Linked DNA regions of Mus musculus: regions 2, 3, 4 and 5 are each linked to region 1. A link is a loop called in an ENCODE intact Hi-C map of the cell type or tissue named here. Cell type or tissue: heart. All regions are shown on one strand. Region 1 holds the start of Oxr1 (oxidation resistance 1). Region 2 overlaps Oxr1 (oxidation resistance 1). Region 3 has its middle 8.8 kb from the start of Gm41312. Region 4 overlaps Oxr1 (oxidation resistance 1). Region 5 overlaps Oxr1 (oxidation resistance 1).

Region 1 (5,000 bases):
GTCCTTAGTGCACACAGATGGCCCCGGTTTCCAGCCCCTGCTTCAGCTTCATTTCCTACTCCAACAGTGCAGCTTTAAAAGCTGCCCACCAACAAACCATGCTCAGCTAGACAGAGCTTGAGAAGACGTGGTCGTGGTGACACCCACCTCTTCATTGCCATTTCTCAACCTGGAACCTGCAGATTCTTCTTGATTCATGTAGCTGGTGGGTAAAATCTCTGCTAGTCAAATGGACATTTTATTTTGCAACATAATTTCCGATGCTTATTGAACTAATCTGGTCTTTCCCTTCGTAAGTCATTGATTTGCATGCCTGGAACTGAGAGGAAGCCCCCCCACCCCCCTTCAAAACACAGGTAAGTAATGGTCACTGTTCCCAACCTACTCACTGCCTCTCCCAGTCCATTTGAAGCTACCTGCTTACGGAATCCACAGATGTTATGATCATCATGTCCTTTGAGAAGGCCCCATGATTCCAGAGCCCCTGTGACATCAGGGACTTCTCAGATTCCTTCCCTGAGTAGAAAGATGGGAACAACCCTGCCTGAGATGCATCCTCTAAGCACAGAAATCAGGGGAGACAAACAGCATCAGGTTTCAAATAAAAGGTAACCAGAGGGAGGCTATGGAAACCCATCACTGGGCCAGAAAGAATGTAACCAGCAAAAGGAGGCAGAAGACATACTGGAAGCGGAAGCACGTTTCCCTTAATCCTGTCCTGGACCACGTCCAGAGTCCTGATCTCCCAGTCGTGGAGACAGACTGCACAGCTCGGAGGACCCCTGGCCTGCACCACGCACCTGCAAAGCGCATGCATGTACACCCCCTGCTGCGTGTTGCACGCTGCAGACTTCTACCTTACTAACCAGCCCAAAACACAAATTCCCCCTCCCCATAGGAGACTAGGGATCCCCTTGGCCTAGAACACACACCACTCCCCCTCTGTGTAACGCACAAACCCAGCCCCACATTGCTTAAAAGGAACCCGGATACACAATCCGGTAAGCGAAAGCACTGGTGGCTCCCCTTAAGTGACTACCTTCCTCCCTGCTTCATCTCTGTCCAGGATCCTAGGAGCCTCCAAACCAGATAGGAGATGGAAGAGGAACCTCAGAGAAGTACCTCTAAACCTCTACCATGGGACTTGACTCACGGAAGCCTCCAACCCTATGCACAGGTTTGCAACTCCCCTTCCTCCCTATCCTAGGCATGAATCTACCCCACTCCCTGCTCACATTCCCCCATATCCCTCATCACCTTTCCAGCCCTCCCTTCCAGGCCACTTTCTAAACCCGCTGGTTCTCACAACGTGTTGCCTCACACACTCCCTCCGGAGGCTTGAATTAAATCTGCCTCTTTCCATCATATCTACCTAAGCTTGTTCTGATTCCCCGAATTAACCAAGTTCACCCGCCCATCAGGCGCCCACTGACCCTTCCACTGGCGTCCTTTACTCTCCTACAAATCCGCTTTTCACACGCCCCACTTTCCATCTATCTCCCCTTCTGTCATCCTGGTTCAGGACACACCGCCCTTCTATTTTGCTCTCTGACCCTCTGTCAGTCCTAGGGACACCACTTTCCCTTTTTGGCTGTTCCCAGGCAGGTCCCTGCTCTCCAAACCTTCCCTTCCCCATCGGGCACTAGCCGGCTCCTGGCCTGCCGGGTCCGCTCCCTCATCCGCGGTCCTTCTTCCTTCCAGAGTGACCCACACCTGAACCCTGAGCCAGTCCTACCCTCCGGGGTCTGCTCATTATAGCTTTTGCTAGAGCATCCTTGTAAGCAGGAGCTCTCTACCTGCCCAGCGGTTGGGAGAAGCGCGGGACTCCGGAGGCAGAAGGCTGCCCGCTCTCCGGGTGTCCAGGCGCTCTTCCCGCTCGCCATCCCCAGCTCCCCCAGCGCCTAGCCCTCGCCCCGGCGGCGCCCAGCAGCCGCACAAACTTACTTGCGGGTCGGCGGGAGGGGGCTGCGGCGAGCGGTGCGAGCCCCGTAGCGGCGAGTGCGCCCCTCTCGGTGGGGCCGGGCGGCGCTGGCACTGCGCTCCCGCGGCCGCGCGCGGACTGCGCTCAGCCTGACGCAGCCCAGCTCTGCCCCCACCGCCGTCGCCGCCGCCGGGGCCGCGGAGCGCTTGCAGACTTGCTCAGTTTCCGGACCTGCCCGCGTGGAAGCTACCAAGAGCCATCCGCGGCGGGGGAGGCGGCGCCGAGCTGCAGAGCGACGGCCACGAGCTGGAGGCGACCACGCCGGCGGCTCCGGGAAAAGGGGGGGCGAAGCCCTGCTAAAAATAGCTCCTGCGGAAGGAAGCTACCGGCTGCCAGCGCACCCCCTTTCCGCGCGTCCCCGCAGCGAACTCTCGGGCTCCGGGAGCTGGCGTCCTCCTGGACCCCTGCCCTGGGAAACCGTGCCCCAAGAACAGACACCTGCCAGGGTAGCCAGAGCAGAGTCCCAACTCCAGGCTGCGGGGTATGGCACCCCTTCCCGTCCCCGGTCCCCAGAGCTGCCCAGCAGCCCTAGCCTCAGGGCCTTAGACAGAGACATCGAGAAGATACTGGTCTGAAATTATGGGAAAGCTCCTCTGCTACTGACTTACCAAGAGGAAGAAAAAAGTTTTCAGGGTTATTCTGGTGGAATTGGAACGAGAAATCAAGGAAGGCGGGCAAAATACAAAGATCTGGCCAAAGGGTGAAGGTATGGGGCTGTGGGTTGAAAGGGGCTCTGGAAAGATCTCCTTAAATACAAGAGTAGGCTGGGCTTCTCCCCGACTTCTATTTCCGCAGGATTTTACATAATTAGTTGACACTCAGCCTGACCTTGGAGGCACTGTTCCTGTTGCCTGAACTGTAATTTACTTTCCCTGCCTGCTGCCTTCTACTTCCACCGCTCCCACCTTTCCAACTCTGCCTGGGAAATTATGAGAGAGGAGTAGGGGTAGGGGCCAAAGTACAACTAGGTAGACTGGACCTCGGCCCTTTCTTGAAGGAAGTCGGTCCCTTTGCCAAGATGAGACTGCATCAATCCGACCAGCAAATCAGCCCAAAGGCCTCTCAAAACCTGGTAGTGAGTGGGTTCTCACTATTAATCTCCAGGATACCCCACCTCAATTGCTGACAACTAGTGTTATCTCTTCTCTCCTTTGAAAGTGAAACGTCCATCAGTCTGTAAAACGAAAGCCAAGAGGAAAGGGGAGGAGGAAATATTTATACTGAAAAGGAAAAGAAATGAATTTGAGAAAAGCATAGTGATGTACATGCATTTCGTAATGAAACCCATTATTTTTTACCCTGAAAAAATCAATAAAGATTTCAATTATAAGAATGAGATGTTCACATATTTCCTGGGTCAAGTTATAGTTTTAGCTTTTTCTCTGGAAGTCACCAAATTAGATTCATCAGTTAAGAATTCATTGCTTTTATTTGACAGAAGAGGACGTTGAAGCCTGGAGACAACTGTTGCCTGAAATAATACCTAATTGAACCCAAAATCTGCCGGATGAGAAATTACCCAAGTTTAAATATAACCTATTATTTCCTGAAATCCATAGCTGTAGTTAGAGTAAGAAATCAGGAAACTAGGCGCAGTTTTCAGTGCAGCTAATGAATTTGGTAATCTTGTTTTCTCTACTTGTAAGAAGGAAATCCAGAGCCTAGATTTTGCGTTCTCTTGAAAGTGACTATTTTATCCCAGTTCATTTATGTCTTTTGAGGTTATGCATGGACTAGAACTGAGCTTCACCAAGAGCTCACAGTACATGCTCAATAAAAATGCATTCACTTGCCATTATTGAGACTTAGGAAAGCTTGGCTTGCCAACAGAAGGCACACGGTTGTACTTTTTAACAGCGCTATAACAGTGTATGTCTCTGCTCAAGACATACTCCTAAATCAGATCCTTCAATTTGCAATCACAGTCTAGTTTTATGTTTAACTTTCTTTCCTCTGAAGCTATCTCTTAAGCTTATCTATCCTTTCCTGTCCTAAGTAACATGGGATGAGAGATGAATGCTGTGCACACGGGTGCCATCACACTATTACTTCCTGCCAGTCACACTTGAGGTGGTGTGATCTTGACATTTCTTTGACACTGCACACACACTCTCTGTAGGGGGACATGCCTTCACTTTAAAGTCTGTTTCGGTTCCTACATAAAACCTATGGTTCAAAATGTACTGCGTTCAAGACTTTGAATGCCAAGTGAAAGCAACTCACTAGCATAGATACATTGAGAAAATTATACATTGGTTCACAGAGGTGGGACCTCCTGCCCGACACGGGACCATAGAGCAGTATTCCCCTGTTCTAAGCACTGTTTCCTGTGCTGGTGTTAATATTCCTTCCCTACGAGCAGAATGCACTCCCATCCATGCATCAGGGACAAAGTTGACAATCTTATTTTCTTTGTCAAAACAGATCAAGACTTACTCTCATGAGGCTTAAAATACAAACCCAATTGGCTGTCTAGACCCACACAGATGAATCTATCTTCCCTAGAGAAAGATTCTCAAAAGGAAAATATCTAGTAGCTGAAGGTACCCATGAAACTTACGAAACAGTGTGCATTGCCTTCCTGAAGAGTCTTGCCTCCCCTGCAGTCAAAGAGAGAGAGAGACAGAGACAGAGAAACAGAGAGAGAGAGACAGGGAGACACAGTCAGACAGAGACAGAGAGACAGAGACACACAAAGAGAGTGACAGAGACAGAGACTATTGGCATATTCGGTCTGAGTTATCAAAATGAGCAAAAGGATACCACTTTGAAGAGGTTTTTTTCTTCCTTTTCCCAGGTGAGAATACTTTGATTTGCCTCCCTAAAGGCAACAGTTAGTCCCCTCTTTGTAGCCTTTTCATCTTTATTTCAGGCCTGGGTTGCTTCCAAAGTGGAGTCACTCTCATTAAAGCTGTCTAATGAGCCATAGGCTGCTGAGACCTCCATTCCAGTCTATCTCTATAGGAAAGGACAGGTTCCCTATTACTAAAGCTTTGGGGTGTTGTTATTGCTGTTATTT
Region 2 (5,000 bases), 340 kb before region 1:
ATCTCTTAACAGGAGGCATTAACAGGAGTCAAAGGACTCAAGAATTTTTAAAGGACAGGTATACAGAAATGTAAGCTGTAAAAAACCAACCAACCAACCAACCAACCAACCACAAACAAACCAAAAATCTATCTAGAAGGATGACAGAAGCTAAAGATGCAAGAACAACTGTATCTCAGCCCAAACCCAACTGCAAGGTCCAAAGAAGAAAATTCCTATTTTAAACAAGGACTGCTTAGAGATCTTAAAAGCGCAGTTATATACAAATGCACGTGTGCTGCCCCTTACAATCTGGACAATGTTAAGGAGCTACACCTACTCTGTGCACGCCAGCCAGGGGCTCTCCCGCCTCAGCTCTAGCCTTAGCAATGGCTCACTGGAAGTCTTCAGAACTCTGCCTCTTAACTTTAGACAGGCGATGTTTTTAACTGCTGCATGCTATTCCCAAGCTGTCTCGAGTATCTTTGTCACCAGATTTGCTCCCAATGGTAAAGACTCCAGAGCTGAGAACCTCTGAGATCATTTAATCCAACCACATTCATACACAAGGAAATTCAGGCCCAGAGGGATTTGGTAACTTTTCTAAGTTCTTTCACAAGTTAAAGCTAGGACGGGTCCACCCACTTACTGTGGTCACACCACCAAAAGACTTCTCAGGGCCTCTTTAAACTGTGAGCTCTGGGGCAGCACAAACGTTAGAATGGACAGGGAACTCATAAGCAGTTTCAACAGAAGAGGCGTTTGTATAGCTCCTGAAGTTGCAGATCTGAAGACAAATGTCAGATCTAGTGGTGTGCTCACTGTATTTTAAAAAATGAAAGCTCTGTATGTCTGTGCATATCTGTTAGACATCAATTATATCCCTCTCTAGCTGGGTAGTCCACATATTATGCAGTCACCCATTCAGAGACTGACCAAGAGCAACTGTCTTCAAGTAGGAAAATTAATTTCATTAATTATTTTTACTCAAACATCCTCAAGTATAATTCTTTATTCCTGGTCTCAACTTTAAAATTATTCTTAATCCAGCCAATAACTTTACAAATTTACCCCCTCTCCCCCCCTCCCCCTCCGCCACACACACACCCTTTTTGTTCTTTCTGATTTCAAGAACAGAAATCAGGAATTCTAATGAAAGAAGACAAAATGAGCAAAGTAAAGAAAGATATATTTAAAGGTACACGCTGAAACTAGATTTTAAAGGTCCAGTTTCTTCAAAGCATAAGTTACATGCCCACCCCCAGTGATGAATACTCATTACTTCAATGCTCCATAATAAACAGTGGTGCGGGATTATGGACAAATTTTTATGTATTTTGTGATTTTTCTCAACTTTTAAAATTGAACTGCTCAAGTTAACTAGCCACCTTTAAAGCACCCACAAACATATGAAGACAAGCTGCAAAAACTATATACACAAATGCCTGATTCCACAGAAAGCCAACAAAGCTGGAAAAGCTACCATACGCGTTAGACCAGAATGCTTACGCAGCACTTTACATTTCTCGGTAGGGATCGGTATCGTGCCATTACAGCTTTTGTTTTGTTTTTGTTTTTCGAGGCAGGGTTTCTCTGTAGCCCTGGCTGTCCTGGAACTCACTCTGTAGACCAGGCTGGCCTCGAACTCAGAAATCCGCCTGCCTCTGCCTCCCAAGTGCTGGGATGAAAGGCTTGCGCCACCACTGCCCGGCTAAACTTTTTTTAAAAAGAGTAGCCCAAGTTGCCGTGGTGGATGAGAAGGCACAGCGGTTCAATACAAATACGTGAGAAAAGTTTCCACGTTCGGCCACAAGCAAACACTCAGTGCAAAACTCACGTAGGTCCCCAGGGGAGGGAAGCGCTTCCGATTACAAAGTACCATTTGTTTTTGTTTTTAAAGTTAGGACACCAGCCCTAGCAGCTGGCTCGCACCAAGAAAAACGACTGACCAAAGCAAAGGCTGCGCACACACGGCGTTCTGGAAGTCCAACTCCATGGACGTCACAACTGGTTGGAGGAGGCAGAAGAGAGGGGAGGATCGCACGCTGAATCGGGACGAGTCGGTGGCGCCTGCCCGGGGCAGGAAGGGCCACCACGCAGCTGCAAGGCTCGGGGCCCCCGCACACCTGCGCGCCCGCACACCTGCCCGTGGCGCCGCCTCCCCAGTCCCGGTCCCCGTCCGCGCGCCGGGAGGCGAAGCCCCGCGGGGTCTAGGGGACTCACCCGGTCCCTCGGGACTGGCCGGCGAGGGCGGTCGGAGCTCCTCCGGCCCGCAGCCCGGGTCGCCAGGAGCCGGCTCCCTCAGGTAGTCCTCGAAGCGCACCTGCCGCGCTTCCCCGCCGCCGCCGAGCCCCCACAGGCGGCTGGCCGTGCCCCGCAGCAGCCGGCCGCTCTTGCCGGTGAACGTGGTCAGGTAGTCCATGCCGCCGCCCGTCGCCTCGGTTCTCTGGGCCGCGGCCGCCGCGCGACAGCGCCCGCCCAGCCTGCCGAGCCGGGGGCGGCGGCTCCGCGCCTCGAGGCGACCGGCGCGGGCCAGGCCTCCTCCTTCGGCCCGGGACGGACCATCGGCCGCCCTGTCGGGGGAGTCCGGACGCACAAAGTTTCCAAAAAGTTCTGCCAGTCGCTGCCGCACCCCACTCGGGGCAGAGCTTAACTTAGCAAAGCATGGCTCTTCTTCCTGAATGGACCCAAGGTTAGAATCGCCGGGACCTTTCTGTCTCCCGCGCCGTTTCGATCCGCCCTCCCCCACCGTCCCTCCGCGGTGGAGCAGGCCGGCTCCCCCCCTCCCGCCCTGCCCCGCCCCGTCCCGGACCCAGCCGGACTTTCTGGACCGCTGCGGAAGGGAGGACCCCCTAGCCTTCTCCCCTCTCCCCGGGGCGACGTGGGGCTAGCAGTCAGCTTAGACACACTGCTAGGCGTACCAGAAGTTCTAGAGCCCAGCAAAGTTTTTGCTAATGATGTGGGAAACTCCTGTGAGTGTGTGTGTGTGTGTGTGTGTGTGTGTGTGTCTGTCTGTCTGTCTGTCTGTCTGTGTCGGAGCTCCGCGGGCCCGCAGCGGATAAATCATATACAAACTTGCACCTTTAAAACAATCTTTAAGAGTGAAGTGATGGGTACTTTCAATGTTGAGACTGCAGTCGGAGTTTAAATATTGCAGTGTCCATGTGTAAGGTTCGCTGTGAGTTTATGAGCTAATGCTAAATTGTTTTTGCAGGAATCCAATCCAGTGAGGGCTCTGATGAACAGATCCACCTTTTAGGTGGAAAACAAGAGATTTGAGAAAGATCAGTGTGTTTTGACACATAGGCTTACTACTCGGTTTTGCTTCCTGGGAGAGCTGCTTATTCTTTTTATATCTGTTTATACTTTTGATAGTTTTCCTGCAAATTAAATGAGCCCTCTTTTTTTGAATCTCCAGTATCTTGAAGTAGTTGAGGAAAAGTTGTAAATTGCTTAGGACATTAAAAGGCTAAGAACTCTGAAGAATGGAGTCCAGAAAATGGGGGAACTTATTTGCCCAGTTACTGAAGTACTAACGATAATTCTTTCTGGGGCTGCTGCCCTCTGATCAATGTTTTAAATCTTTTGACCCAGCTTTTTCCCCATGCCTTCACCATTATCAGTTTAAATTCTCACTTGATTGAATAAACTTCAGGATCCTAACAGCAGCATCAACTTTATATCTGGTTAAAAATATAGACTGTGTGGGCAGTTTCCCCAGAATGCCTAATTTACAGTGCTTAGGACAAAGAGGCCAACAAAATTGCATTCTCAGCAAGCATCCGTATGTTCAGAAGTGTTGCTTGGTTTTAAATCTGCTCCAGCCTTCCTTCTGTATCTCTTAAGGACATATTGGTCAGGTGCTATAAGTACAGTGTTTGTGATACCCCAAGTCAGATGTTCAAACCCTAATCCCCACAGGAGGTTTTACTGAAGTCATTAAGTCATGGTCGAGGCCCTCTTGACCAGGATATAGCCCCCTGGTAGATACAGCCGCCATGAGCTCTGACCTACCTGCCACATGAGAATCCACAGCTAAGACAGTCTGTAACTAGAAGGGGGCATTGCCAACAAAATCTGGCCTTGTTTGTTTTGGACTTCTAGACTGTTATCCATAAACCAGCCAGGAATGTAACTCCTTTTAACATCCTAAGAACAGTGGTTAGTTTGTCTTGGTTATATCTGAGACTTACATTTCAGTAGAAGGCATTACTCAGCTCAGTACCTCCCTGAGTTCTCTGAGAGCATCAGCATGTGAGCCAGGGTTGGTAGGCACAGGCCTGCAGTCCTGGCTCTAATAGAACATAAGGTGACACTAAACGTCCAAAGCCAACCTGAGCATCCTACTAAGATGTCTCAAAATAAAGTTTAGAGAGAGAAGGATAGAGAGGGAGAGGGAGGGAGGGGAAGACAGAAAGAGAGGGTGCTTCAAAAATATGTTTAAAGAAAAACCTTGATAAACCGAAATTACTTTTCTAGAGTCTGTTTTCTCTTGTCTCACTAAATGTACTTGCTTTTGTGGTTAGCATAAGCAAATAGTGTTTGAGTTCTTAATACCCACGTTTGCAAACAGTATGAACCTGCATTCTTCTGCTTCAAGTACAATTTTACAAGGAGTTAGCCCCTCTCCCCCATTTCTGCATCTGTATCACAGAAGGCCAGAGCTTCTGGACAAACTGTATACCATACTGACTGTATACCATATGACTGAATGCTTTACAAATTTGATTTAAATTCAGATGAACCCTAATACTTCTATACAGTCAACCTTTTGTCCTGTGCACTACACATGTTATCTGAACTGTCATCATCCTGGTGAAGTACCAAACTTATCACCCAAATGTTACTTTATCTTCTACAGGACCCAGAGAATCATACATAGGCCATCAAATATGAATGCTCATTTTTCTTCAGTTTTTCTCCTTATCTTTCTATATGAGTTCCTTTCTATATTTTGACTCAGAAAGAGGTCCTTTCTCCTGTCCCTACCTTCCCCTAAACTCGACTTTTGATCTTGGTCT
Region 3 (5,000 bases), 120 kb after region 1:
TGTATGTAATTGAAACTGGTAAGACTTTTATATGCTGCTCACCCATTTGGGAACCTCAGTGACAACTGACTTTACTGGTTGCTGATCAACATGCAGTTGAGCTGGAAGTACTTCAGGATTTCAAACTGGAATCATATAATTTGTATTGATTTGCCTTCAGCCTTCATGTGACTTACTAAAAATGTCAATCTAAAACAAATCTTAGTGGATTGAATTACTAGTTCAGCTCTTCCTCTAAATGACAAGACATGAATATATTAGCTACTAAGGCTTCCTCCTGGATATATTTTTAAATTTTAAATTAAAGACATCAAACAGCTAAAATAATTTTTGTGAGTTATTATAACAAACTCCAATAAATTTGGCCTATGATTCTGACTACCAGACCCTGAAATTAATGTTTTTTGTTTTTTGTTTTTTTTTGCTTCATGTTACCCAATCTCCTCTGACTCTAATTCACTTTCTTGTGCATTGGTGCCTATGTGTGTGCTTACATGTGTTTGGTTATATATAAAACCTTGTTTGTAAACATGTGTGCATACATGTGTGTACATATATGTATTTGTTTATATATAAAGCCTTGTATGTAAGCAGTGTATCTGCATGTGTGTGCACACATGTGCTTATGTGCAAAGCTGTCCTTTGCCTCTTTCTCCTGAAGATACTGTAATGACAGCCAGATCCTAGAACAATCCAGAATGACATCTTAGTCTGAAGATCTTACATCTATAAAGAGTTATATTGAAGATAAGATGGATGTTCACTTTTCGATATGTAAGGTAACATTCACAGCTTCTAGGGATTAGGAAAGGGATACATATGTGGGATATCAGCTTTTCTTTTTTCAGACTAGCACAGTGCTTGCCAGAAACTTAATATATGTAGAATTCTGTTTAGAATACATCATTTAAAAATGAGAATGACGCAATTTATGTAAATAGAGATATAAAAATAGGAGAAAATGATCTTAGAAAAAATGAGATTTTATCTTGTCATAAGTCTCCAGACATTGATTCTTATTGTGATTCAGAAATTGTGGAATACTTCTTTTCAGGAAAAGATTTTTTAAAAGTATAGATTTTTTTTTGAGGTAAAAACATAATGAAAACAGTAAGAATAAAAGTTGGTCCCAATACAGAGATACTGCAAAGAGGAATTTCAGGTGGTTGGAATGTAATTAAAATATGTTCATTCTTGATAATAGGAGAAACCATTCTTCTTCCATTTTTGGCTGGTTTTTCCTTCGAAAAACCATCAAGCTCCCAATAATTTACCCTGAGTGAACTTACTGACTCTGCTAGCATTTGATCTGTTTTGTCTGAAGCTAGTCATCACTAGTTTAATGTGCTTGATGTTTATGTTTCCCCACACCTTCCTAGCACATGCCTGCAGAGGCTTTGTCTGCAGTAGGGACAAGGGGGACACATATATAGTATCACAACACTGTTGTGTAAGTAAAAGATTCAGTGAAGGCCCCAGAGAGAAATTCTCAAATCTTGTGGATGAAAGCTAGGTGTGGTTATCATACCTGGAAGCCAGGCTAACTGCAGGCTGGAAGGCTAAGGCAGGAGAACTGTTACAAGTTCTAGGACAGCTTGGAGCACATAGTATCAGATTATCCTGGGATACAGTATAAGATCCTGTCTCAATAACACAGAAGTCCAAGGAAACAAACAAAACAAAAGAAACAGACAAAAAGTCCTATCACCATCATATAGGAAAGATCAGTGACCATACAACTATTCTTTTGTTCATTCACAGGTTACAGTTACAAGTGCTGTGATAGACAGCAGCCCTCTGGGATCTGTGGTGATGTCATGGGTTTTCTGCCTCGGTCCATCGATTTAATAACCATAAAATGATCTCACCTAATAATTCCCTTCTGTCTCAGATCTCTCTCTCTCTCTCTCTCTCTCTCTCTCTCTCTCTCTCTCTCTCTCTCTCTCTCTCTCTCTCTCCCTCTCCCTCCCTCTCCCTCTCCCTCTCCCTCTCCCCCTCCCCTCTCCCCTTCCCCCTTCCCCTCTTGTTTATTTTTGGTTTTGAAGAAAAGGTTTCTCTGTGTAGTGCTAGTTGTCCTGAAACTCGCTCTGTAGACCAGGCTGGTTTCAAACTCACAGGGATCCGACTGCCTTTGCCCAGTGAGTGCTGGGATTAAAGCTGTGTGTCTCCACCACCAGACCTAATCTCTATCTGGCCCTGTCTCCACCTTGCCCGGTCTCTGTGTTGTACATTTTGTCTTTCCTTTCATGTTATTTTCCTGTACTCACTTTAGTTACTTATTCATTTATTTACACAATCTTCTTTCTTAAAAGGGAAGCCGATTTAATGATCTGAGACCTGATTTAGTTTCTGAGTAAGGCATCTGTTACTTTAAAATTTTTCCTATTTTTTGATTTATCAAAAATCCACATATTTTAACATGGATTCTTTTTTTCATTTATCACCAAATACTTCACAGGTAAAACAGTTTGCATGTCTTAAAATGCTTTACAATCTTTGAAGACATGTTTAATAGTTCAGAATATATTCCATCTTCCTCTGGGCATTGTGAGTTTTGTAATGAATGTCTGTTCTGCTGTTGTTGGGTAGAATATTAATAATGTGACTGAGAAGTTGGCGAGATGGATCAGTGGGTACAGACACTTGTCACCAAGCCCAGTGATCCAAAATTCAGTCCCCAGAACCCATTTAGTAGGAAGGAACTAAATCCCACTAGTTGTCTTTTGATCTCCATACACCTTGGCACAAATATGAACACACATACCGTGTTTTTAGAGTCTACTAGGGGAACATGTTCAAAAAATTGCTAATTATTCATACAACTATATACGTTTTTATTTTTGTAAATTTAATTTCTGTTGTGTTTACAATGCAGCTGTTCTTTACAAGGTAGTGATGTACATCGCCCTCTGGTGGCCAAGATAGAACTTCGGTATCTCTAGAATTATCAAGCTGAAGTGAGCGCTTTCATTATCACCGTTTTTGAATATTTCCAGCATGAATCATTTCACTAAAATGTTATAAATAAACACTGAATTTGAAAATCATTTTTATCATTACAAGTTTAACTACATTTTTCTACTATTTTCTCAAGTCATGGCTGTATATAATTTCTGTGTTAAAACTGAAAACTAGCCAGGCGTGGTGGCACACACTTTTAATCCCAGCACTCGGGAGGCAGAGGTAGGCAGATTTCTGAGTTCGAGGCCAGCCTGGTCTACAAAGTGAGTTCCAGGACAGCCAGGGCTACACAGAGAAACCCTATCTCGAAAAACCAAACCAAACCAAAACTGAAAACTAGTGTCGATCACACATACAAGAAATTAACAATCATCTTTACTCTAGTCAGACTGTAATATGTACTTCGTTATTCTAAGTATCCCACCACTGGACACAAAGACTGACACCTACACCCCCCAGAGACAGGCCTGCAGCAGATTCTCTTCCAGCCTCAACGTGGCAAAGTTATATACACAAACTTTCTTGAAGGCACAGTTGAATGAAATTTCTCAGATTCAACTTTCTGGATCGAATTTAATCTTTCCTCTATGTGAATCGTCAAGAACTTATTTAAGTTCATTTTTGTGTAACTTAATATACTCAAAATTTCTAAGTGAGCTTTCATCATTAATATGAGGAATCCCAAAGTGCTTCTAGCCCATAGGAAGGCTCGGTTTAGAGGAACCCAGATAGTTCACATCATTGGACTTTCTGCCCTCTGCTGGGTTTGCTGGTGTGGAAGTTTACACTGCTTCCCAGAGAGAAGCAGAGATTCAAGTAAAGATGATTAAGTTGCAGCAAAGCTTTTTATATTCTGGCTCAATACCCACCATTGGTACTGGATACCCACCACTGGTACTGGTTACCCACCATTGGTACTAGATACCCATCTGGCACTGAATGAACCAACACTGACCACACAAGTCTAAAACCAGAAGCTGCCATCCACAGTATCAGAACCACACAAAAGACAATGGATACAATATCACACTTAGGTTTGCTCCTGAAGCAAATCTGGTTTGTACCTGGTTTGAATTGACTTTATTTATTATTTACTTATTGTTCTAGCACTTCTTGCAAATTTTGTCTTCATCTTGCAGGCAAGCATCTTCACTGAAAACTTGTTTCTGATGCCCTTAACTCTGTGTTGTGCATTTTAAACAGATGGGATTTCTTCCGGTTATTTTCGATGGAACTAGAAGAGACCAAAAGGAAGGGGAATGACTATTACACTGGATGTGTACGTCGTCGGTTCTTTTGATTCCCTCGGGTGCTTTAGAGAGTTCTAAATCCCTCTTCATGTCTATCTCTCTTCACGCTCTTGGATCATAGCAGTTTTTCCATGGTCCTGCTCACAGATCTGAGTGGCTCTCTCACACTCACCTCTTGGCATAATCAGCTTCAAATTCAAATATGCCATCTGGGCTCTATGGGGACATCACTCTCGTAAGATTGGCAGTAGTGACAATGTTCACCTAGCTTCCTGGCCCTGGTAACTATCAAGTTGAATTGATTCTTTCTTTAGTAACTATGTCATGTACTACTTGGGAAAGCACACCTGTTCCAGTGATTCAAGGTTCACGCATGTCTTCCATGCCGGGGAACCAGGTCAAGACAATTCTCTCAGAGCTCGTTGTGCAGTGTTCCTCCAGGTTCCACTGGTCACCTTTCTTTTCCATCACTTTTTTTAAACACAACGCTGACGGTAAGTGGAGAGAAATCTTCACGGAGCTGCCTAGGCCATCCCTTAATCATATCCACAGGTTCCTGCTCATCATCAGCATGACAGTCTGCCTAGGATTAAGTATGATCTCCTAAAATGCTGTGTGCGGGGAAGTGTCACAGCTCCCCGTGGAGACAAGCTAAATCATGAGCGGTTCATTTCCTCCTTTAATCTCTGAAAACAGCAAACAAAGAGGAGACTGCACAGAGGAGGCTGGTTCACACCCTTGGCCCAAGGATAGGATGCTGTAGCCAAAACACATCTCAGTTGTCTTGGG
Region 4 (5,000 bases), 170 kb before region 1:
TGCCCTATGTCCCCTTAGTTTTCTCTCCTTGGAGTGGACATTGACTTCTGTCTTATATGTATACATAAGATGCATAATTAACACATAGGTACTTGCACATTAACTTTTTAAAAATGTTTTTATTAGGTATTTTCTTCATTTACATTTCATATGCTATCCCAAAAGTCCCCCATACCCCCCCCCACTCCCCTACCCACCCACTCCCACTTTTTGGCCCTGGCATTCCCCTGTACTGGGGCATATAAAGTTTGCAAGTTCAATGGGCCTCTTTTTCCAGTGATGGCCGACTAGGCCATCTTTTGATACATATGCAGCTAGAGTCAAGAGCTCCGGGGTACTGGTTAGTTCATAATATTGTTCCACCTATAGGGTTGCAGATCCCTTTAGCTCCTTGGGTACTCTCTCTAGCTCCTCCATTGGGGACCCTGTGATCCATCCAATAGCTGACTGTGAGCATCCACTTCTGTGTTTGCTAGGCCCCGGCATTGTCTCACAAGAGAGAGCTCTATCTGGGTCCTTTCAGCAAAATCTGGCTAGTGTGTGCAATGGTGTCAGCGTTTGGAAGCTGATTATGGGGTGGATCCCTGGATATGGCAGTCTCTAGATGGTCCATCCTTTCATCACAGCTCCAAACTTTGTCTCTGTAACTCCTTCCTTGGGTGTTTTGTTCCCAATTCTAAGAAGGGGCAAAGTGTCCACACTTTGGTCTTCGTTCTTGAGTTTCATGCATATTAACTTATTGTACTATTTGTATATAATAAATACATAATGTAAAATATGTTACACTGTTATAAGTATTTACACTAAATATCTGAGACAGTTCTTTCTTTACCTTCATGGTTTTATTTTATCTGCCAGTCATTTTTTTAGAGAGTGCATACTTTCCTTTCTGAGCAAAGGGAAGAATTCTGTCTTTCTTCAATTCTTTTTCTTAAATGATCACATTAAGAACAGTAATAATTTAGAAATTCATGCTTTTGTAACGTTTTATAAAATTAATTTGGTTTTATAAAATGATAATATTTATAGAAAATTTTCATCCATCAATAGTCCTGATTTTGCACAGGTATGAGAAAGAGGTAATCGCAACATTTATATTCTGCCTCCAAACTCAGCAGTCATCATTATTAATGTTGTTCTTGAAACCAGGGCTGTGTTTAGATGGGAATGTCTTAGAATGACAGGTATTAGCAAATGAGAAATGGATCTCTGTGTCGCACTAGAATTCATGGATTGTTTGTTCTTCACCAATATCCCCAGACAAACGGTAAGAGAAAATAATGTATTAGAAGTGTTGTTTCTTGCTTGTGGAAACTGGCCATGGCAGCCTTTGAAGGCATAGGCAATTTCAGCAGGATAATGAAAGTCTGCAGATATTTCCGGGCATGAAAGAGCTTCTCCATGGCTTGGGCCATTCTCATTGTCAAAGCACTGATGAAATGAAATGGTGTTGAAAGTAACTTCAGGGTGAATAGTAAGGAGTACACTGGAAACTATACTACTAGGGCCATGTCTGCTCATCAACCGTGGCTCTGCATACATAGTCCTTTGCTTACATAACACAGGCACCAAACGGGAAACTCTTTAAAAGGATAGCTACATAGTGAATTATTGTGCGTACAAGTCAGCTAATAGTCAATAATCTATGCTTTTTTAAAGAGAATGGGACAGGTGCTGGAGGGATGACTCAGCAGTTAAGAGCACTGGCGTTCTTCCCGAGGACATGAATTCAATTCCCAGAAACCACATGGAACCTCATAACTTTCTGTAACTCCAGTTCCAGGAGATCCAACATCCTCACAGAGACATACATGCCATCAAAATACCAAGGCACATAAAATAAAAGTAAACCAAATACGTAAAAGAAAACAGAACACCTGTGAATGAATCTTGCCCAGTTGCAGCTTCTTCATGACAGCTGTTGAAAGCTTGCCGTAATGATGTATTTTTGACAGACTTTGTGATAAAATGATAATAAAATGCCACATATCACAAGCAATATATTTATTACATTAGTGAGGGGAGAAATAAAAAAATGAGAAACTGATACAGTAGTAAAAACCTGGTATGCACAAGTGAGGCAAAGTCATAGCATAAACATTAAGAAAATAAGAACCATAAGACTGATATGCCTATGTTTTTTCAAAAATCAGGATCATCTTCCCCCTAGGGAAAGATGCTACATAGGAAGCAGAAGATATTTCACCTATTTAGGCAAACATAGGAGGAGAGAAGATGGTTCTTCGATAAGTTTCTGGAAGCAAGGAAGAAGGAAGTAATTATTTTGCTTAGCAGTGGGCCCCATTGCTGGGCACAGACTCTGCTATGGTGCAAGCACTTAGTAAATTAATAGATAACTTGATCTTAAGTGAGCATACTCTAGCTTACCAAGTGGGATATGAATAAAATATCAGTTGAAGTTGTTTCAACATTTTGCCAGTTAGGATGTCTGAGGCACTTAATGGTCTATTTGATACTATGAAGCTGCAGTTTATAGGGTACATGTACATTCATGCATACGTGAAGATCAATGTCTATTTATTTGTAGGATGTTGGAGCCTTTTTTTTTACCTCTCATTCCTCCGCAGATTGAGTCTCTAGAAAGTCGTATTAGTGTCTGGGCAGAGAGATTAATGAGGCTCAGAGCTGCCTAACATATTGTGGCATTGTTTATTATATGGATTTTCTAAAAGCTAAAAACTTACATAGATAAAATCATAATACAGAGAAAACTTAGCTCATCATCGGTGATAGCTGCTCTTCTCTTTCTTTCAAATGACATTCAGAGTACTAAACAATTTGTGACACAACTCTTTTATCAGAGAGTAACACTAGACAATGGTGCTATATATATATATATATATGTAAGCAAATTCTGTTGTTGCATTTCTTAGCTTCTTTGTTCACTGCATAAAAATTCAATGCCTCTTTAGTAAGTACTGCTTCTGCTGAGTAAACTAGAACAAGCCAAAAATCCTTAATGAAAAGCTGTTCAGGAAACAGCTGCACTACGTTATGGTCTCATGACTCAACAGATCGATGTAAGTCGTCAGAGGAAGTAGGTGGGGAGAAAAGGCCGAGGTCTGTGTTCTATTTCCAGCTCTAGCCCCAGCCTCTGGGTGACCTGTGATGAGTCACAGCTGTCTTTCTGAGTGCTTGCAGTGACTCAGGCTTGCTTTAAGAAGTTTCCTGTTCAGTTCCATGTTATAGATCACTTCCTCTCAAAGGCTTTAACAGTACAAAATGATCCTTTTCATTCTTGGTCTGTTATGCAAAATAACTGGCAGCTCCTTCTGTGAAGTGAAATGACATTTCATTTATATCACCTAGTAGCAATGCAGAAGCTAGGGAGCAGTCAACAAAGTCTTGAATTATTGGACTCAGCAGCACTTCCTCCCTTCCCACACAGAACTGGAATGTTAAATTTTTCATGGATTACCTGGAAGCCACACTCTGAAGTCAAAGTGTAGCACATTTTATCCCACTGTGCCAGGCAGCTGCATCAGAGGAGACCAGACAGAGTTTTTGATAGCACTCTCCAGAGAATCCCCTCCTGTCAGTGTCTCCCTGAGAATCACCTTATCACATACGCATAAATAGACGGAGTTATTGTTAACTTGGGGCATCTAGATACACTTGACTCTAAAACTTAAAAAAGAAAAAAGCCTGAACCTCCATTTAATTTGCCGGGTTATTTTTATTAGCAGAAAACTTTTGAACTAAGACTTCAAACTTGTTTTATGAAGCCTTCCTTGTAATTACTCTATTTAACTTGTGATCTCTGGATTTACTTAAAACTTTTAAACACTAAATTAATTATTGTTACATAACCCACTGATGGAAGGCACACCAATATTGGCTTTGGTGTTGTTAGATAAAACATAGGTTTTATCCAATGTAGAACTCTGAGATTCTAATTAAACCAAAAGGAGAAGACCTTGCCAGGCATAGCTTGAGCAAGGGTACCAGTCACACACAAGTATGCATCAGGAGACCTCCCAGGGTAACTCAGGAATAGGGCCTTTTCACCCCATATGGTTCCATAGCCAATCGGAGGAAGACATTATATCAAACTACAGTCAGTCATGTTTACTGAATAATCTTTAATTCAGAACAAGCAAGTTCTCAGAGCAAAGCACTGCCACAGGGTAGAACGTCTTCCTGCATTGTGTGAGAAGAGTGGTTAGGGGGGTGAAGAGAGAGTGACATAAAGAGAATGCTTCATAATACAGAAGGGTGATTATAGCTGACAACAATTAATTATACACTACAAAATAGCTAGTACAGGGCATGGTGAATGTTCCTAACAGAAGAAAATTGAGCTAATACATATTCCAATTGCTCAGATTTGATCATTACATGTATGTATTGAATTATCATACATATCATATTCCATAAATATGTACAGTTGCTGTGTATCAATTAAAAAATAACAATGCTTCACCAAGGAAGTATTCAAAATATAAGAGCACAGAATTGAAAATAAATTAGCCTCAGTGTACAAAAATTTCATAGTTTAGGGCAAAACTGTACATTTTTGAATGGTGAGGAGAAGATAGCAGAAGAAAAAAGATGGAGATCCATTAATAACATGGTATATTCATATGCTCATGTGCTAAGGTCTGTTGTTGGCTTTTAGATGTTTTCTCTCGCTCCTTCCTTCACCCTCCTTCCCTATATATCTGTCTGTCACCTATCATCTACTTATCTATGATCTATCTATCTATCTATCTATTATCTACCTATGATTTATTTATCTCTCATCTATCTATCCCTCCTCTCTCCCTCCATGTATGTGTCATCATCATCTATCTATATCTTTTCTTTCATTGCAATGCCTGTAAAATCAGCCTGTTGCTGCACAGTTGGAAGCTTTGATACTGGCTCCAATTCTACATGCACATCAAAATTCCTAAAATACGAGACAGTGGCTTGCAAGAAAATAATTTTTTAGAAGTGCTTTTTTGTGTGTGTGTGAAGCAGGTAACTATTTTATGAAA
Region 5 (5,000 bases), 210 kb before region 1:
GTCAACTGATTAAAGTCACTTTGAATGTCTGCTAATCTTGACATTCTACAGAGGCAAAGTGACATCTATACTCTTCTAGACAGACAACAGCTATATTTAGAAAAATAAAAACTGTAGACATTCTAGAATTTGTTAAATTCTCTCTGATATTTAATTTCACTATACTCCACCCAGCTGAACCCACAAGCTTTTGACTTTCTTTGGCTGCTGAGCAGGCGTGGCCCTGGTGGGGACAGAGAGACTTGGTTCCTGCCCCTAGGACAGAATCCCAGTGTGAGCCTCCAGCAGTATTGATGACTGTAGTGGCATAACACTTGTTTGTGTAACAATGTATATTATTTCACATTCCTCCGAGGAATGGTTTCTCTGTTAATGTTATTGACTCCTTGATAATCAGACAGCAGGAGTCCAGGAGGTGAAGGTGTGGCTATGTCTCAGCAAATGGCAAGCACTGGGACTTTCAGCCCTAAAGGTTATGGAGAAGAGCTCTAAATACATGAGTTTGAAAATATATAATTTCTCAACTATGCAAAAATAAGGACGCAATATGAATTATGAGAACTTCATGAATCTAAAGGAACAAAGGGAGTTGCATTAATGAGTCAACTTATCAGAAAGATACAAAGGCAAGCAGATACAAATATAGGCAGATTCCTGAGTTCAAGGTCAGCCTGGGACATGGCAAGGTTAGCCCCAGGTGTGGTACATATGGTAATTTCAGGATAGGGTCCCACCCAGCTAGTTTAGCGTCTTTGTGTAACTGAGGCAATCAGATCTCTAAATGATTTTGCTATCTTAAAAGAAAACTTATGCTTGCTGTTTCCTAAGAATCAAAGGGCTGGGGCCACCAGTATGTAGATTCATAGAATAATCAAAAGGGAGCCTGGAATAAAGAACTGAATTGATATGTAAATTTAAAAATGGCTTTTGGTCTTCATGGGATGAACTAGCAGAAAGTGGTAGCAGTTCTCTATAATTTTCGCTAGTGAGAGCTGAGCAGTCTGGAGATCTTTGGAGAGCAAAGCGGCTCTTGATGAGTTTTTTTCTTAACAGGATTTCTGACTTGGTCAGATGACTTAATAGTTCTTTTGTAGCAGTTTTTCTAACATTGGTCAGAAAAACATGAGCTATCCAGATATCTTGTAGAATTTTTACCTGAAGAGAGAGCTGCCTCAACCAGAGTTTTATGAGTAGCAAGAGAAGCTGTCTAGGGCAGAACAGAGCAGAATACACAGACACAGAGAGAGAGGGGGGGGGGAGGGGAGAGAGGGGAGGGGGGGGAGGGGAGAGAAGGGAGAGGGGAGAGAGGGGAGAAAGGGGAGAGGGGAGAGAGGAGAGAGGGGAGAGAGGGGAGAGGGGAGAGAGGGGAGAGGGGAGAGAGGGGAGAAAGGGGAGAGGGGAGAGAGGGGAGAGGGGAGAGAGGGGAGAGGGGAGAGGGGAGAGTGAGACATTCTTACCTAAAATGCAGTACTCATCTAGTGACTTATTTTTACTTTTTAAAGGTTCAAATGAAGATTGAGGCTTCATATAGACAGAGTAGCTAGCTTTCCCTCTACTTATTCTAAATAAGTGAAATTTTATTATACGAATTCAAAGACTGATTGTTCTATAAAAAGTGAGTTTGCATGCTATCAATTTTTGATATGATGCTACTTTTAATGAACACCTTCTATTAGGGTTAATTAAGGACAGCCATGTGTGCAAAGAAGGCATAATCTATTTCTTAAGGTTCTCTCAGTAGGAAATAGATGCTATACAGAAGTTTGTGAAAGATAACTGAGGTCAAAAATCAATTCCTAGAGAAGCTATTTACATCTCTCATTAACCTAAAGAGGCATTTCAAATTGTTCTAGCTTTTCTTAAAATAAAAATTCTTCCAGCTTGATTCAAATACAGTGAATTGTAGAGGGCCAGGGATCGACTTAGTTGTAGTACTGCACTGTACCACCAGAGGGATCCCTGGGATTTTCAGTTGTACAAATCCTGAATTGAGACACTGAAAGGTACCCTGCAAAGAAAGGGCATATTGGCTGGCTGGTCTACAGGTTGATGGGTACAGTTTCTTTCCATGAGATTATTTAGGACACTGTGTTACCTCTAGAAATGTCACTGTACTATGTCACCCATAGACTATCTCTGTTCAACCCCTATGAGGAATGGCTGTCCTCCTGTTCAATGACAGATCTGCCTCTTCAGGCCTAAAATGGGGAACGAATTTTGCCTGCAGAGCCTGTCATGTATGGTTCATGTTTACCTCTTCTGCATCTTTTAGACATGATTCCTCATCTGTATAGACAGAGTGTAACAGAATTGTTCTGAGGATTACCTGAGATAGGATAGAGGGACTTATTTTATTCTGGAATATGAAATTCCTAATTCATCCTGTGATGGCTATTCATGATTGTCATCCGCACTCCATCGTCAATTAGCTAAAAGCCAAGTGGCTAGGTACACCTGTGAGGGAGTTCTCTAGATTGGATCTTTAGAAATGTGAAGACCCACCCTAAATCCTGATTCTTTGAGAGAAGAAGTTCCACCTTAAATCTGGGCTACACCTTCCAGCCATGGCAGACTAGATAATGACCAAGGAAGAAAGAAACTTTTGCTATTTGCCTGCTTCCTCTGGCTCACACTGGAGAGTCCGTTCCTTCACCGGCATTAGAGTCCACTTTTGTGGGATTCTGGAGTATACTGAAGACCAACTGAGACACCCAGACTTGCAGACTGAACAATTACTGAAAACTTAGACTTTCTCTCAGTAGCTAGCCATTGTTGGACTGTGGTCCACTGTGGGAAGCCAACTCCAAGATGGTGCCGGTTTCCGGTTGCCTTTGTCATAAACAACACCACTGCGCAGGCGTCAATTCAAATTTGGTGCCAACCCTTCCCAAGTGGGTGCATGCAAATTGAGTGCCGGCTGACTGACCAATCAGAGGGGGCCACAGAGCCTTCTCCTGTGCTGGGGTGCATATAAGCAGGCCTCCCTGGGCGCCTGGGGTCCCATAGAAGTATCGAGGCAAGAATCCGACTGTGTCGTGTTGTTCTTGCTGGTCAAGAGCAGACGGGACAGTCCACCACAGTCTGTCAGTCATTCTAATAAATCCCCTTTTCTTTCTGCCCCATTGCAGAAGAGAACTGTAACACACATGGAGTTTTAAAATGCTGTTGTTTTTTTACTAACGGTACTTTTTAAATGAAGGGATACGGAAATAGATTTGTTTTATGAAATGAACTTTCAGTTACATAGTTGATATATTTTAGTTTTAAAAATAATGCTTTGAGAGTCAAATTAGAAGAGAGGTTACAGAGACAAATTAAAGCTGAGAATCCAAACAACTCTTTCAACACAGTAATTAAACATGTTTTTGAAACTGATAAGAAATCAAACCATTGCAAATTCATGAATTAAAAATTTGCCATGAGGCTGGGAAGATGGCTCAGGGGGTGAAGTGCTTTCAGCACAAGCATGAGAGTTTAGATCCCCATGAACTACACAAAAACTAGGTGTGGTAGGACATGCCTGTAACACTTGTACTTAGTCGGGTAGAGATAAGCCAGTCTTGGTGATATCCTGTTTCATAAAGTGAGATGGAGAACAATAAAAAAGACACTTGAAGTCAACCTCTGGATTTCCATGTACACACACAGGTAAGTCTACTCAACATATACATGGGCAAGCATATACACACAGGTATGTACAGCCAATACACACATGCACAAGCACATACACACACAAGTAAGTACAGCGAATATACATATGCACAAGTGCATGTACAACATAGACAAGTGCACCCAATACCCACATGCAGAAACGTGTGCATACACAGGTAACTACACCCTATAAATGTGTGCACAAGCATGCACACAGAGTAAATACAACAAGAAAATAACCCACAGCTTACTTCTCTGTCCTGAAATTTAACTTCTAGACTTCTATTTTTCTATAGTCTTGGGATTTTTATCCACTATGGTCCAAGCTTGTTAGTGTGTCAACCTTTTTGTCTTATTTAGATGGAATAAGGAGTTTATAAGACAAATTTTATTTTCTGAAGGCAAAACACTTACTCTTCCTGATCAGTTCATAAATCAGAAATGTATAGAAGGTTGCATATGTGACAAAAAGCAGGAGCAAAGGACCCTGGCAAAGAGGCAGTGACATACGCCTTATGGGATTTTCTGGTTGATTCATTTTTTTGAAATGTGCTAACATTAAATTTTGAAAGTGGAAATATGCACCTGTCTGCTCTACTGTCTTATATCAATCAAAAGTCTTTGATGATAGATACCCCTTAGAACACTATGTTTTCTACATGTTTATTATTTTTTTAAAGCCTGGAGAAAGTCATCGAGAACACGGAAAGCTATGAGAAGACCAAGGAAGGGGAAGCAATGGAAAGCAGTCTCAACCAGCAAATTCCGAAAGAGCACACAGCCTACGTGAGGCATTTCATCAAGTTTGAAGGAAGCAATGCCTCATAAGAAACCAGAACATGCCCCAGATTTTAGAACTAGAAACCTACTTTCCTGGTTATGATGTATAATATAAAATATTTAATGTATGTTTGAATATATAAATATGTAAGTATCTGAAATACCTGAGAAAAAATATTGTCATTTCAGGCAAACACTCCATATTGAGACTGTGGGATTTCAGGTGCCAGAAATATTCAACTTCCCCAATAGCATTTTGATTGTCTAAGCCCCAGCTTCCACTATTTGATCAAACATACCCAAATTTCTCCAAATTAAGAAGTATGCAGGACCAAGTAGCCATCTTCTTACTTCATATCCACAACTTCCTACCTGCCGTGTACCCACGTACAAAGCTTTTCATCTTAAATTTACCTGAAATGCTGCAAACTGTTACTTTTGAAGAATTGCTTATTCAAGGACCCACTGGAAAGGCAGGTATACAGAAGTTTTTAGCTCAATGGATTTAGTCCCGTTATATAACAGTCTCCAGCAAAGTTCAAAATTCCTGAGCACTCTTCTCTCTGGGG

What was found. A loop is a pair of places that touch in the nucleus more often than their neighbours do. Peaks named below come from ENCODE experiments on the same cell type or tissue, not always from the same donor. Only the 100,000 strongest peaks of a DNase experiment are listed, where the experiment ranks them.
Region 2: a loop joins it to region 1, with 3 times the contacts of the local background. A loop is called at or near these places in 6 of 42 quality-filtered maps.
Region 3: it touches region 1 in a loop (2.8-fold over the local background); 8 of 42 quality-filtered maps call a loop at or near these places.
Region 4: it touches region 1 in a loop (2.2-fold over the local background); 5 of 42 quality-filtered maps call a loop at or near these places.
Region 5: a loop joins it to region 1, with 6 times the contacts of the local background. A loop is called at or near these places in 12 of 42 quality-filtered maps.

Annotation. Positions count from the first base shown.
Region 1 is chr15:41,444,534-41,449,533 of GRCm38, reverse strand. Oxr1 (oxidation resistance 1) reads right to left here and starts at 2,052. Exons shown (of 17, transcript NM_001130166.1): 1 at 1,945-2,052. In heart, a CTCF peak has its summit at 2,004; DNase peaks (open chromatin) are centred at 913, 2,263 and 2,863; H3K4me3 peaks cover 2,501 bases; H3K27ac peaks cover 1,529 bases; H3K27me3 peaks cover 238 bases.
Region 2 is chr15:41,786,435-41,791,434 of GRCm38, reverse strand. The region is part of intron 3 of Oxr1 (oxidation resistance 1); the gene reads right to left. Among named protein-coding and RNA genes, the nearest start is that of Abra, 81 kb to the left of the region's middle. In heart, no CTCF peak of the experiment used is centred here; DNase peaks (open chromatin) are centred at 1,894, 2,384 and 2,794; H3K4me3 peaks cover 2,416 bases; H3K27ac peaks cover 1,612 bases.
Region 3 is chr15:41,323,745-41,328,744 of GRCm38, reverse strand. No RefSeq gene overlaps it. Among named protein-coding and RNA genes, the nearest start is that of Gm41312, 8.8 kb to the right of the region's middle. In heart, a CTCF peak has its summit at 2,900 (motif pointing left); no DNase peak of the experiment used is centred here.
Region 4 is chr15:41,610,536-41,615,535 of GRCm38, reverse strand. The region is part of intron 2 of Oxr1 (oxidation resistance 1); the gene reads right to left. Among named protein-coding and RNA genes, the nearest start is that of Oxr1, 170 kb to the right of the region's middle. In heart, no CTCF peak of the experiment used is centred here; a DNase peak (open chromatin) is centred at 3,095; H3K27ac peaks cover 460 bases.
Region 5 is chr15:41,654,246-41,659,245 of GRCm38, reverse strand. All of the region lies in intron 3 of Oxr1 (oxidation resistance 1), which reads right to left. Among named protein-coding and RNA genes, the nearest start is that of Oxr1, 210 kb to the right of the region's middle. In heart, a CTCF peak has its summit at 1,937 (motif pointing right); no DNase peak of the experiment used is centred here.